2 separate regions of the Mus musculus genome follow, and region 2 is linked to region 1. Evidence: chromatin loops called from intact Hi-C (ENCODE). Cell type or tissue: left cerebral cortex. All regions are shown on one strand.

Evidence for each region. Peaks named below come from ENCODE experiments on the same cell type or tissue, not always from the same donor. Only the 100,000 strongest peaks of a DNase experiment are listed, where the experiment ranks them.
Region 2: a loop joins it to region 1, with 2.0 times the contacts of the local background. A loop is called at or near these places in 2 of 42 quality-filtered maps.

Annotation. Positions count from the first base shown.
Region 1 is chr7:90,920,725-90,928,724 of GRCm38, reverse strand. It overlaps a transcript of Dlg2 not described here. Among named protein-coding and RNA genes, the nearest start is that of Gm39048, 91 kb to the left of the region's middle. In left cerebral cortex, no CTCF peak of the experiment used is centred here; DNase peaks (open chromatin) are centred at 1,114, 1,731 and 3,206.
Region 2 is chr7:90,839,640-90,847,639 of GRCm38, reverse strand. It overlaps a transcript of Dlg2 not described here. Among named protein-coding and RNA genes, the nearest start is that of Gm39048, 170 kb to the left of the region's middle. In left cerebral cortex, CTCF peaks have their summits at 1,745 (motif pointing left) and 3,873; DNase peaks (open chromatin) are centred at 1,735, 3,815 and 6,266; H3K27ac peaks cover 2,222 bases.

The DNA.
Region 1 (8,000 bases):
TCTCCCAAGCACCATGCACAGGTGATGGCCTATGCTGACCTTTCAGAAAAGAAAGTTAAGAAGGTTCGGCCACTTCTCACAAGAAATCAGGGTACAAAGAAAGTGCATAACAGTAGAATATTCTGCTATATGGTTATGATTCATCCTGTAAGGCTCTAAGGAGGATCTGGAAATAAAAACAATCCCAACAAGTAGCACATAGCAATTCTCAAAGAACAAAGGTGGTCACTGTTTAATCAGAAAAATAAATGTTTGCCATACCTGTATTTCATTGTATAAACCCAAATTGTAAAAGGGTGAATGCTTTTGTCCTGCATTCCCAAAAATAAATTTTGTCCCCTATGTGACATGTATCTAATAAGATACTTTAATTTTGTTCATTAACCACAGTTAAAAGGTAATTTGATCAAAAACTAAACATAAGTTTATATTAGTCTCTGCATGCTTCAGTAAAATCAGACCAACAAGCAATAAGCAAATATAGGAAGTTTTTGTTTTAAAAGGAATGATCAAGAATACTCACCCATCATGAAAATGATGAGAGTCCTTCATCTTTTTGTGGTTTGTTTATATGTTTGTTTGTTTTTATGAATTATGCCCCAACTGTTATGAGCAGAGCTTCGGGCCATTCATAGCTCTGAGTCTCATGGAATTTGGTGAACTGTTATTGTTGTTTTGTTCATTTCTATGCACAATGAATTATGTAATTGTCTGACCTGATTTTATTTTTAGCAGTTCAGTAATTCTTGGTAATCTTTATTACAAATGTGACACTACATTAGATGTTAAAAATATTCTCTGTCCTGGAGGTGCCCTTTGTGCTTACAAGAAACTAGACAGGCACATTTAACAGCGAGAGTGCCCTGCCAAATGAGGAAAGCCTGTGGTATGGTGAGATGGTACATGAGAGCTGTACAACAGCCAACTCAAAGCAGAGAGACACCACCTTGCAGTGATTTGTTCTGACAGCACTATCCACAGGTCGGAGAGAAACCCTTTCTTTCATTTTAAGCTCATCCTAGGAAGCTGCATTCATCTCCTCTAGACATTTAATCCTGCTATGCATCATACTAATGCTTCTACCATCTGGTCCCTTCCTCTCCCCACTTCTCGCTCTCAGCAGTCAGGCCCACTCACTGCAATTTCACATAGTAAATAGAAGACATCCCACTCAACATTTCCCACTGGCACATTCGAACTTACTTCTATATTCAAGTACCTCTCCGTACCCATCTGCACTTACATATCAGACACCAACCAGGACACAGTCCTTAGCTCTCATCTATTCCATCTTCTAAGGAGACTTTTGTTATTAATTAAACACATCTATTATATATGTAACCTCTTGTTTTCCATACTGCACATCAATGGTTTCCCACAGAGAGTAAGCTTTTATTAGTGCAAAATATATATAATGGTCATGTTTACTTACTCTTCAGCACTACCACCTTATTGAAACCGCTGTCCCGTGACCCCTTTGCTAAATCATCTACTGTGAATTTGTGCTTTACTTACTAGCTTTCTTGTCTTCTTCAACTTTTTGTCTAGAGACGTTTCAATAGATTCCGTACTCCCCCCTCTACTATTTTTAAAAGGAACCTGCATCAAAGCGCAGAATTCATCTGACAGCACACTTCCTCCTTTTACTTACTTGTGCAATCATCCCGTGTTTTGGAATATCTGTCCACAAACACCACACATTTGTTCATCTCTCTCGTTTTTCCACCACCAAGATAATTCACACCACAGCTATTTTTGTCCGGATTTCTGCAAAAATCTTTGCAAAAAGATTCTTTTATGTTTTTAAATGAGACCATCTACCACCTATGTTTTCATTTCCCACCTGTTCTTTATATAGCTGTCAGAACAATAACTTCAGAACTCCAACATATACTCACCCACTCCTCCCTGCTCAGTTTACAAACTGTAACACTTCAGTGAAGTTCTGAACATGCTTTGGCTTGTGTCTTCTACCACTGCCTATCCTTCCCACTCCCCATTAATCTTATTTTTTTTACTCCCATGGTGGTCTTCTGGTTTTTCAGAAATGCAACCTTCTGTAACACGTGTAAGTATATACTATTCATTCTGCCAAAATAGCTCTCTCCATTCTCTGCCCCCACCCCATCTCTCACCTCTCTCCCCACCCAGTTGATTTACTTTTTAAATATATGTTTAATTAGCATTCTGTTTAGATGTCTTTCTATACATCATTTTCTTTTCAAACATATTTGAATTGAATAGCAATTACCCCAGTTACTGATTTATCTTTACACGTACACTTACTTGTTCTATTTCTGCTTCCCCCATGAAGAAAGGAACAATGCCTGTTTTCTTCCACTTGAATTTACAGTATCTGGGCATAGTAAGTATATTGCAGACATACACCAAATTAATTAAGGATAAAAGGAGAAGAGATTGTTTTATGAATGAAATGAGATAGCCAGAAATTATAAGCTAGGTTTGTACAAACTAAATAATGTATGTTGTTATGATGAACTAGCTCTAGGATACAGCAATTCTGAAAACAAAAAACGGCAAACTCCCAGTCCTTCCGATGGTTCTTCTTTAGCTAGGTAGCTGTAAAGAGAATGCTTTGCTGTATCCTACAAAATTCCATATATCTTTATAAGGGGCTCATCTTATCCATGTGACTACCAAATATCTATTCAAGTCAACTATGGCAATTTCGGCTCATTTCGTCAACAGAGTAAGGTAATAAATGTCCCTAGACTGGAAACTGCAGGGACAAAATTGATGACTTTTAGACAACTCTAAAATCATGTGAGCTGTTCATATATTATCTACCATACTTTGCCTTCTTTAAAGGTGGAATGGAATTAACTGTATCATTTCTCTGAAAACTTCATTTTGGCAAAATACATTTAGAAAAACCATTCATTTAAAATAAATTTTCAGAATAAGGATTCCCACTAACAGAGGAAAACGGAATATGCAGTTTCAAACAGCCATGAATAGAATTTAAAAAAGAAATAAGCACAGTCCAATGACATCCAACTTGTCAGTGAGTGTATCCTGCTCACCCTACAGGCTTAAGAAATTCCCCAAACTGTGTAAGCAGCAGAGACGGAATCGTAGCCTCATTCTAAGTGACCACAGAATCCATGCTGCTTCTGATCTATATCAAATAGACCAACCAGAAGTGAAATCCAAGAATCCTGACTTTCTGGCTTCGTGACAGAGAACTATATTCTCTTCATAGCCCAGCTCTCATCCCAGATGCTGTGTGCTATCCTGATACATATGAGGCAGGAATAAATGAAATTCTCTGTCAGCTTCTCATGGGTTTCCTTCTAAACCTTGAGATTTCAGACAGTTATAAAACTTCCATCTATGTGTACCTTACAAAACCGCTTTTGGAAAAACATTTTGTACATGAAGTTTTAGCCCGGAATGCATTTTTCCTTCCAGGCTATAAATAGAGTACAGCTTTTAATGAAAATGCTGACACTACCTAAAGAACAATGGTGTGTGACCAAATTCATTGCAGAGGCAAACTGCTTCTCTGAACGTCTTTTAAGAAAGTGTTTTTATAGTATATATTTAATTAAGGCATGGATATTAGATTATGCAAAATATTTGCTTCACCAAAATGCAATTTAAAATAACTATCAAAATAAATTAGCACATTTACTTCCCATACGTTGAGAGGTTCATCCAATCCAGATACAAATAGCAGTAACTTCTTACTTAGGTGTTTGTTCAGAGGTGTTTGAATATACACGGATCAGCAAGTAAGGGTTTTCAAATATTTATATATAGTTTTCTTTATGGACATAGTGGAGTAGTAACCGTTTTGAGACATGAATATTTCCATATAATTTGAGTTTTTGATTAAATGAATGTGTTGTACTTAGCCTGGGGTGGGGGCTTTTATTACACAGCAAACATGGGATCACATTACATGCTGCCAGTTAGGACCTCCTGGAAGAACTGCAGCAATTAAAGTTCCATTGTAATGCCAAGCATCATTACAAGTTTACTGTGGGCCAGATTTTGTCCAAATATTTAGTACAATTCCACTGAGGCTAAAGGTAGTTGGAGACAGCGTCAAGAAGTTTGGCATTAACTCCCACTCTGTACTGGGAGTAGGAAGCTGCCTGTTGCTAGACCTGGCTTCCTGGAATAGTTTCACTTATCAGGAATGACTGAGGCTAAATCTAATGAGTCACGTTGGCACACAATTCAAAGGACAGCACAGAGAGAAGAGAAAGCAGGCCCAAGGAAGGCATATAAGGAGCTCCCATGTTAATTTTGTCCAGTTGAGTTGTTTAACATTACCTGGCTTTAACCCTTTTTAAATTTATAAGTTAGGTGCAACAATATCACAAAGATATATTCTTTATAAAAGTATGTGATCAGTATGTACCCTTTCCCAGGCCCTATGCTTGTACAATTTCGGCTTTGAGTGGGCTTACTCTTTGGAAGATTTGTCATTCATGTCTCTAGCTGGTCTGTGAATAGTCATCAATATGCAAATTGAAAGCTCTCCATGTGTCTGTGGATTTGCCCTGGAGATCTAACACCAGCAAACAAGAAAGCAGATAACAGTAAGAAAGTGATACACGGAGTGTTCTTAAGAGAGATGAGCTTTACATTCAGGATAGTGAATCTGCATCATCTTATATGTATGCTGTGTACTCCAAATCCAAACCAAACATGGGTCGGGAGGCTCTTTCAACAAGGGAGAGTGGAATTATTTCTTCCAAGATAGCTCTCTGGAACTTAAGTTGACAACACAAATATAACACTAGTTCTTAATTCAGAAAAGGCTTTCGGTATTATAGAAGTTATAAAAAATGACTATCAGGGGAAAAAAAAAACACCTTTATCCTGTTTGCAGGTTAACCCTTTTACATTTCCAAACTTTGTATTCTCAATTGTACTCTAGAGGCTTTGGGATGAATTGAAAGTAGACCAATTTGCCATATTTCATTACTCAGGTCTCTTTGAGAACCAGTAGAACTTAAACTATAGCCACATTGAGATATCTTCATTGCTGGTAATAATAACCCAACTTTCAAAATTAACCTGTAGTGTGTATTTACCAAAAACTAAGATTCATTCATATGTTATCTCCAATTTTGAAATAAAATTCTGAAATTGAAGTATGTGTTAATTGCTATGCTAACTTGATAAAGAGTCATAAAGCTAGTAAAAGATGTCAACAATCTTTTTGTTTGAGTCCACATCTCATTCCTTTATATCAACCCGCTCTCCTTTAGTAGTGGGTAAAGGTTTTGGTTGAGTAATTATTAAGCTTCATTTCAAATCCTCTGTAATGCCAACACATAATAGAATAACAGATAACAGAACGTTGCATGCTGCTGATAGTAAGTGATGGTATCAACCAAAGCTAACATTGCATGCACCATCAGGGTCCCTGTTCTAATACCATCTGTCTGTCCTCCAAGACCACTGCTGGCTAAAAGCATAAATTCAATTGAGCTCTGCAGAATGGATTGAGAACCTCCCTTGGAGTTTATCTATGTTTGAACCATACTTCCAGTTTGTCATAATTAACTGAAGAGTTTATAAGCTTTATGCTTCCTGCAAATGGAATGTACAGTTAGATAGCAGTTTTTTCTTAAACCTGAATAATGGGACCACTGACTGCACTTAGAAAACACAACAGTAATTATGATGTCTACTTGGAGAGTTTTATGTGTAATTTTAACTTGGAGAGTTTTATGTATAATTTTAGCTTTGCCTGTGTTGACTTGTGATCAATATTTGTGAATATTAGGTATAAGGAAGTAACATACCAATCCATACTACTGAAGAGTTGAAGAGCTTGAACTTGATTTTAGTATCTTATTCCTTTCTCACTTCTAGCTTTTTTTATACATGCTAATGCAACAAGTTTTATTGATGGCCTCCTATGAATTTTTGTGCATTTTCTTTATTAATATGTATCACACAATTAGCTAGGTAAATAATGGCTGTGACTATTAAAGATGTGCATAAATATGGTTGAAATAAGGTATTAATGAATCATAATGATCCAATACATGTGCCTTAAAAAACTAAGCAGAAAACGCAGTAAACACACCCATCACTAAAAAACCCAGTGTTATAGAAAAGATAAGAGTTTTTGAGTTAAATAGATTATATTGAAATCACCTTTCTCTCATTATACTTTCATGGCTTGGAGCAAACAAATAACTTGTGAGCATTAAAATTTTTATGATGTTGACATCAACACTACAGTGGTGGCTTCTCAATGATTGTTAGCTTATACCAAGTAGAAGGAGAGACATCAACTCAGTAGGAAAGAATGAAATCCACAAAGATATTCATACTTAACATCTTTTTCAAAAAAAGAGTCCCCAAGTTAATCCAGTGAGGAATGAATAGACTTTTTTTCAACAAGAAAAACTATGAACTTAAATATCTGCACATACCACATGCAAAAATGAGCTCCAAATTGATCGGAGGGAACAATGTGAGAGCTAAAGCTGTAAAATGCTGAGAAGAAAATATCAGAGATAGTCTCTGTGACCTTGAGTTACACATAGGTTCATTAAAATGGTGTTTTCAGGAGGTTATGTTAGGATTTGTTAAATTTTTTAAAAGTCATAGTCCAGATAACAGTGCCAATACATGGTTAAAGAATGAGGATACTTGAACAGAAAATATTACAATTATAAACCTGTTAGATGTTGGGCAGGACATAGGAGGAGTTTCATATTTCAATAACATAAAATAATTAGATATGGAGAAAGAATTTTATATAGATGTTTTTACAACTACAATAAAAATGGTTTTTAAGTAGATTAAAAGATATTCAACATTCTTAATTTTAGGTAAATTCAAACCAACTCTAAAGCAAAAAAATCTTATTATTATTATTTTTTTTGAGACAGGGTTTCTCTGTGTAGCCCTGGCTGTCCTGGAATTCACTCTGTAGAACAAGCTGGCCTCAAACTCAGAAATTCACCTGTCTCTGCCTCCCAAGTGCTGGGATTAAAGGCGTGTGCCACCATGCCTGGCATGCAAAAATCTTTTCAGATTATTATGTCTTCAATAAAATGGTAAGAAATAACAAGAATTGATAAGAATGTATAGAAAACAAAACACTCATATATTGTTCCTGAGAATATAAAATTATATAACTGCTTTTAAAAGCAGCTTGAACATTCTTTATAATACTATACATAAAGTCGCCATATGACCCAAAATATAATTTTGCAAATACCCAATAAAACAGAAAGCACATAACCACATAAAAACTCACAAAAGAATATTCATGCCATTACTCATGATGTTCAAAGATGCAAGCATTTCTTGTGTCTGTTGACTATAAATGGATTAAAAGAAGTATTATAACCGAATAGTTACACAGCAGCTAACAGACAACTATCCACCAATCAAGTAATAAAAGATAGATACTTGTAATGATATAAGGACCTTGAGAATATATGAAAGTTAAAGCAAGCAATTGCAAAAGGCTGCATATTACACAAGTCTATCTTTAGGAATGGCCTTGAATACGCAATTCTGGGAGGGGGAAAATAGATCCTTACTTCTGGGAGAAGAGAGACATTGGCCACAGAGTAACTACTAAGGGGGGTAGAGTTTCTCTGAGGGTCATGAACATATTCTAAAATTCATTAAGGTGAAACTTGTACAATTCTATGAATGAACAAAAGAATATCACTTAATTTTGCTTTTTACATGGATAAACTATATGCTCTACAGTAATTTGAAGAAAGTAAAGAATATGAATAAATAAGAAGAACATAAAATGTCCTAAACACTGTAACAGCTATACTGTAGGCTCAGATAAACTCAGAAGTTACTCATGAAAACACACAGAAAATATTTTTTTAACAGTCACATTCTTTTGAATTTTATCAAGTATATATAGGATGGCCAAAGGAAACATTTTGAAAAGACAGGTGATTGTGAGGTCCAAATATAAGTCAAATTGTGTAAAAAATAATTAGAATTAAAATATTTAGTAAGCATACAGAAGA
Region 2 (8,000 bases), 81 kb after region 1:
GTTCTCCACATACACACTATGGTATACATGCACACAACATGCAATAAATGTATAAATATTTTTAATTAAATAGAAAATGCAAACTGAAGTCAGAGAAAGAGGGTTTGGGACATAAGAATTTAGATATCCTCAAATATAGGACATCATGAACCAATGATCAAAACTCACATGAGTTCATGTGGGATATAAAGTAGACAGAGAAGATTGAAAATAGAAAAATGATTGATTGATTGACTGATTGTAAAGTTGCATTATACTGTACTAGGAAACTCTCTGCACAAGGACACAAGATAGGAGCTGGGGTTGTCACTGGACCCATATAGCTCACTCCAGAGTCCATATTTTAGTAACCATTGCACTCATCTATGACACAGCATAGCCATGTGATAAAGCATGAAGTGTCTATTAAAGTTATGATATAGAAAATTAGTTGTGGGCATAAACACCAGAAAGCCTATTAGAGGTAGAAAGTACATTGTATAAGTTATACACTAATCATATAGAATATCTGATAAAATGGATACACACATACAAATATAATCATCTCTGGGTGTTCACAGCATTAATTCTAGGACATCTCTATGAACACCAAAATCCACGAATGTACAAAAATATATCTTATACATAAAACATACAGTATTTTGAAGCAACCTCAAACTTCTTTTCATTTACTTTAAATCATCTATATATTATTTAGGATGCTTTATAAAATGCAAATGTTTCAAAGATGTTACATACTATTGTCTATGGAATAATGGCATGAAACAAAGTTTTCATGTGTTCAATAAGCAGGTGATTTCTACAGATGCATTTGTGGTATTGCCTATCTATGTGGTACATATACTTTTTAGTGTGGTTATAAGTGTGTGTGCAAAGGTGCCTCTACATATGTATGGACTTGCATGTGGTGGTCCAAAGCTTAGGTACTATTTGATAAAGATCCTATCACAAAACTTGTAGCTCATTGACTCATAGGCTGGCTGGCCAATGAACTTCAGGAATGTTCCTGTCTATCTCTTTGAGGTTGGAGTTACAGGTCTGTCATCTATGTCCAGCATTTTACATGGGCTTTGGGAATCCAAATTCAAAGCCACATACTAGTACTGTGAGCATCCTTACTGACTGGGCCATCTCTATAGCTTCTAAATATGTAATTTTCAGACAACAATTTCAGTCTATTTCTGGTTTATTGGATTCATGGGTGTAGAATTCATAGGTACAGAGGACAAACTGTATTAAGCATTAGTATTTTTATACTGATGATTTTTGCTTTAGCCCAAATGTTTCCTTATTTTCTCTGATGAACAGCACTGGATATTATTTTAATTAATCAGTTTATAGTGTTATAGAGTTTTTATTTATTGAGAATTTTATACAATGTATTTTGACCAAATTCATCCCCTTCCCCCAACTACTCCTAGAGTGTCTGCTGCCTTCCTCTCTACCCTCCAAGTCCAGTTTGTGTCACTTCATTGCATAGGGTCTGCCATGAGGGGTGATTAGTAAACATTTTGAGTAGCACTTATACAGGGCCCATTACAAAGTATACAAACATTTAATGTTAGAAAAGATAGACAAACCCGCAAACTCTCATTTACTGCAGTTGCATGGGGTATAGAACTGAGCGTGCTTCGTTAGCTTCCTGACAGAAACTTGGCTCCCAAGGATGGATTAACTGCGTAATTTTTAGTTTCTAAAAATTCAGCAAAAAGCCCAAATCTTTACAAGCTGCCCTCTTGTGTTACTTTCAGGATCTGATTTTTAAAACTCCAATCTAAATTGTAGCTTCAAAAGAAGTCTAGAAATAAAGATCCTGGCTGTAGAAATTGGGGGACTCATCAGCACAAGATAGAGCCCTGGTGCAGCCACACCCTGGAGACTACCACCTACAGACCACTCCATCATGTTACATCAGAGACAAATCAAGAGCAAGAGGTCTTGTCCGAGCTTCCCAGAGATTCTCTGCAGAACCTAGAGCACAATTTAGCTTCTCCGCTGCAGAAACTAAAGCTTATTGAGGTCAAATTACTCACCCCAAAAAGGCAAGAGCAGTTCTAATTTGGTTTAATTCAATTCTAAAATCAATCTTCTTTCTGAAGTGTAATCAAACAGATAATTCTTCAATTCTTCAAGGAAACATTATTTGATAGTGAATCTATGAAATACGATGTGAGCTGTTATTCCATGATATAGTTATTAAATAAAATCCAAGAACTTTTATCTAGAACTCCCCCATTAGCTACAATAATGGAAAGGAATTTATCTCTTCTTTCATGCTTGTTTTTCTCATTACTTGAAATTATGTTTCTAAATTACTGTAACGTAGAGAGTATTCCTTCAAGAATGTTCTCTGTGATCTCCTTCCGTTTTGCTTAATCTTCTGTGACTTCCTCTCTGTAAGTCTTGATACTTCCACAGAGCAGGTATCCTGTCACATAACTGTAGTTCTTTTAAATTTCATTTAATTTCTGTCTCATTATTCTCTTCACTGTCGGCACTGAATACAAGTGCATAGCAGTCACACAACTCACAGGTTAGCAAGTACCCTATGTTTGCGTTCAAATGTCTTCCATCATCCCGAATGCTCCTGGTTAAATACACTCACCTCTTCCATGAAAGGGGGATTTTGTGGTGGGGTGGGCAGTGCTGCCCTAATGTAATGAGAGTTTCTAAATATCCTATTAGCTTGATATGTCGAACTAGGTTTGCTCCCAGAAGTAAAGACCTAAACTTGAACATCACAAGAGGTCATATTTCTGAGGCAGCTTCCAGGAGATGCCTCTGTTCTTCCGTGTCCATGTTTCATGTCTTCAGCATTCAAGTAAGGTGATGGCACAGGACTCTGTGTTTGCATGCTTGCCTGGACTCTTTGGCGTGGAGAAGGGTATAGTAATGAAGAAGGCCCATATGCATCTCTAGGTGAGATAACTGCAGCCTATTCCTGGATGCATACAGTCAGTTTCCTAGGTGAAAGACTCAGTGTTTATGTCTATAATGTCTCAAAGAGACTTATTCTAGGTACGCTGTATTATCTCAAATCACTCCTCACACACATCTTGAGAGTGAATTTATGCTATTATTTTTGAGAGTCTATTTTGTTATGAGGGTTAGTGTAATTAACCTACACAGGGTTGTACAACTAAGAACTGACAGTGTCTGAATGCAAACCCAAAGCACCTCATGCTCTTCACCTTGAAACACTGCCCTCATAATCTACAGATTTTCAAGTGACCAAGTGAAGGATTTGAATGTAATAACAATCAGACCCTTTGTTCAGCCTGCCACATACCAAATACTAAGGAATTACTAAATCAGAAGTTGTTCTGCAATGGAAAACTTCCTTTATCATTTTTAAGACACACAAGGTGTTTTTGAAGCATTGAACAGCTGTAGCAGTGTATCAGTTTTCTGACAATTGTCGTGTGTGTGTTGTGTGTGTGTGTGTGTGTGTGTGTGTGTGTGTGTGTGTGTGTGTTGCACATGCATTTGTAAGAGAGGGAGAGAAGAAAGGGTGACTATAGAAAGGCTGACAAACAGAAGGGAGAGGGATTTACTTATTTACAGGCACAGCAGGCAGGTATGAACACATACATGCAGCTATTATCTTTATCTTTGAATTGCTCATTGGCAAGATATTCAGAAATTGGAGGGATAGGGAAATAGGAGGGTAAGAAGTCACAGCCACATTAAGGAAATTACTGGCAAAGTAAAAATCTTCATGATTAAAAATAAAAAGAAAGCAAGCAAGGGGTCGGGAGATACAAAAGACACTTCAAAGCAAGTGCATCAGGTTACCATGGCAACGGGAGGATGTGGGTTGAAATTTATATTACTCCATTGTTCCAGCAGAGAGGTTCTAAATGACACCCTAGTGGCCTCCCAGAGCCATGCATCTTCCCCCAGTGCTCTGGCTTGTGACTGGAGAGTGCTTTAGGCATCAAGAAGGAACAGGTTCACAGCAACACTGTCACTTCCAGTCTCCCTAGCCTCTCAAGTGAAAACACTTGTCATTTCAATATAGAGCATAGCACTCATTTCTGGAGCGAGTCATGACCCAGCCTATCAGAATATCAGCACACTCATATGCACAGGTGGCTGAGGACAGCAAGCATTTGTCTCGCTGTCCTCAGTCCAAGATTCAGTGTGCCCAGTGTCAGTTCTGAGCACTCTTATGTTCTGAATCCCCATTTTCCTGATGGAATAGAAGTCAGGTCTAGTTACCAGGTAAACTTAGTTACAATCCTAAAATTCTGAATAGCCATTCAATGCCATCATCCAGTATTAATGGTGAACATTTATTGGGAATACTTTGCATTTATTAATTCTTGTACTAATAAATAGCAAATTGGTCATATCTATAGTTGCCAAATGTACTTTGATGACAGTTTTAGACATGTATGGGCAACTGAGGCTTAGACAAGTTAAGAGATTTTTTTTTTCTACCAATTATCCCTTTTATTTAAAAAGTCAAATTTGACTGCAGTTCTGACAACAAAGCCTCTGCTGGGAGGATTATTTTAGTCCATGAAATTTTGGCTGTGATGTGGTCAATGCTTTAACACAAATACTCTCAGAAAGTCAAGGTAGCCCCAATATAATGGTTTTCTGCTACTTTATTAAGAATTGGACAAATAGACTGATGAGAGACGCCTCCTATTCATATTAAGTCCAAAGTAAACACACTCCTTATGAAGATGCTGCGTTAGAGCTAGCCTCAGTATCTCAGCTAGGACTTTCCCAGTCCTTGCCCTCTCTCACTGACCATTAGTGGGAGGAAATGGAGGGAGCGGAGGAAGGAAGATGCATTCTGCGTCTTACACTCTGAGCATGGCAGTAGTAGCCTTTTGAACATTCACATATGATGGTATTACTTACTTTCCTTGTTACTATGATAAAATACTGGAGAGCTTGAAGGTATAGTCCCTTATAGTGGGGAAGCCTTGGTCAGCAGGAGCTATTGCATAACTGGTCTCATTGCATCCTCAGTCAGGAAGCAGAGTGACAGATGCTGGTGCTCAGCTCACTTTCTGCTTATATGTAGACCAGAATTTATTGGTTGATTGGTACTTCTAGTATTTAGGGTAGACCTTCCCACCTCAGTAACCTAATCTAGAAAATGCTTCACAAATATACCCAGAAATTCATGTCTATGATAATTCTAAACCATGTCAAATAATTGATAATTGAGATGAACTATCTCAATTATATATATAAACACATATGTGGGATAATCATTTTCATTCCTATTTTCCATGACCATTCATCCAAAATTGAGTTGAGAAATAATTCCCATGTATTACACAGTTAGTCACTTTTAAAGTTTCAACAAGTGTCATAGCTATAATCTTGTAGCTTTATTCCCTTATACCTTGGCAAGTTCCACAACAACACTTGCAATAGTAATTCTAGGTGGTACAATTTATAAGTTATGGAGTAATCACCAAGAATAACTGAAGCAGAGGAAAAGGTAAGAATTGACTGAATAAACAGAAACAAATTTATCTTTAACCTCATATTACTTCATTATCTAATTATCTAATTGTATTCAAGAGGAATCTGGTAAGAGATTCCTTGAGTGCCTTTCCTATATCGGGTTAGCACAGAGTGGGGACTTTTAACTAAGACTAACCTTCATTGTAATAAATAAGCAGTCTTACCAGGGAACCAGCATGGTTAATAAGGGATCCAGTAATGACAGTTTTAATCTATTTCCTGGCATCCCTAAACTGTTTCCTGGTTAATATCATGCTTGGAGAAGTATCAACAGTGAACACCACCCATTTCCCTTATTTGGTGCAATAAAGATTGCTTCCTACTCAATGGAATTAGATCATCACTAGGCTTCTTACATGCCTCACAGATGTCACATTATTCAAACATAAGTCGATGCACACGATTAAAATTTTAAGATAGCTTAAATTCTAATTTAGGCCACTATTTTCATTATTACACTTCGATAATATAAGCTTCTTTGGAGAAAAATAAAAGCAAACCACCAGTTTCCAGTAGAACAAAATGTGAATAGAATAAATTTAACAACTATACCGTGTTATCATAGCAACCAAAGTTGAAAAAAATGATGTGATAAAAAAATGACACAAGAGAACAAATGCATCAAGTTGTTATGGCAACCAGGAATCGTGGGTTGAAATTTATGTATCTAGAATCCAAGAGAATATTCTAAGCAACTAAAATAAACATTTGCTTATTAAAACCGTCCCCAAATAGTACTTATCTATAAGCATTAAAGTGTTTTCATTATTTTGTCTGCATTTTCTTTTATTTCCAATGGGTGGTTTTAAATTGAGAGCATTTGTATTTTCAGGCCGGCTCACTTTTTGGCAACAGTACTCCATGATGAAATTTGGTTTGCAGAAACTGTTGCAAAAGCCAATTTCAGAATAGCATCTTCAATCATGTTTCAGTTTCTTTTACTCCTTTAATTGCTTGTGAACAAAATGCCTATCTGATCTGCTTTTTTTCTTCTTTACTTAATGAAGCTAATTCATTGTGATCTCTTTTCCTGACATCAGGGTCTTCATCTAAAGCAGAGCAGAAGCTGCTGAGTTCTGCCACACGTTTTGATATTTAAGAAAGCAACTTTAGTGGCACAGGTTATTCTAGACTGGATTTCCTATAGTGACCTGTAATTTTGTACACCATTTTGCCCCATGCTGTTGTAGAGTATCTCACTGTGAGAGGATTAGAATCTTCCATGACTTTGTGTATTTTTTCCACTGCCACTCTCACTCTTAATACATACTACTCTATTTGTCTAGTTGGTACTTATTCTTTAGGAAGCATCTTAGATGTAGCTTCCACAGCTATTCTCATTTACACTAACTGTCCCTCATTGTGACAGCTGATAGTCTTACCAGTAACTTTACCAATATCAATATAGTTAACACCATGATAGCAGCTATTGCTTATTAAGTTATACATGCATGTGTGCCTCTGCTAGATACTCTTCATATTATTTCACTTCATCGTCACAAAAGAAAAACACGTAGGTAAATATCAGTGTCACCACTACCCTATTTTGGAAAGGAAATCGGACTCCCTACGTTTAAGCCTCTTGATTTAGAGCATATACAGAATGAGTTTCAGAAAAGAGACTTGCATGTATGTCAGTAAAATATGCAGGTCCATGACCTTTTTTATTTAATTAATAACTGAAAAAAATCTTTGATTTGTTCCCTCACCAGACACTGAATGTTTGGGGAATACCTATGCCTACTTGGCAATTTACCAGACCACACATCTGGTCACTCTTGCTCTTCATAATGGCAAATACAAACATACCATATCATATACCATAACAAATCATCATTGCCAACAGCATGTTAAATTTTGGGTGTTTAGTAATCACACAAAACGTAAAAAAAAAAAAAGCAAGTAAAATTAACCTAATAAGGATGTAGTTTAAAAATGTTGCTAAGTAATATTTCTACATGCAATTGGGATTAAAGGTATTGAGATATTTTACATTTAATATGTGTGTGAGAACCCAGTCCTGTAACCACTAGGTAACATAATGAACAGAATGCCATATGTGACTTAAGTACATACTCAGAGAATGATCAGTGGAAAAATAAAAGAAACAGGGTATTAAAATGGGGTTTTGCATTTGTAAACTGGTCAAGCTTACCATTATAGAACAATGAAAGACTGTGTATGGAGGAGTTCAAAGCATCTGTTTCTACACAGGGCATTCAGAGCAATATAGTCACATCTTGCTAGTTTGTGAGAATCTATCATAAGATGGGCATGGTGGTGCACACCTTTAATCCCAGCACTCAGGAGGCAGAGGCAGGCGGATTTCTGTGTTCGAGGCCAGCCTGGTCTACAAAGTGAATTCCAGGACAGACAGGACTATACAAGAGAAACCCTGTCTCAGAAAAGAAAAAAGAAAAGAGAAGAGGAGAGGAGAGGAGAGGAGAGGAGAGGAGAGGAGAGGAGAGGAGAGGAGAGGAGAGAAGAGAAGAGAAGAGAAGAGAAGA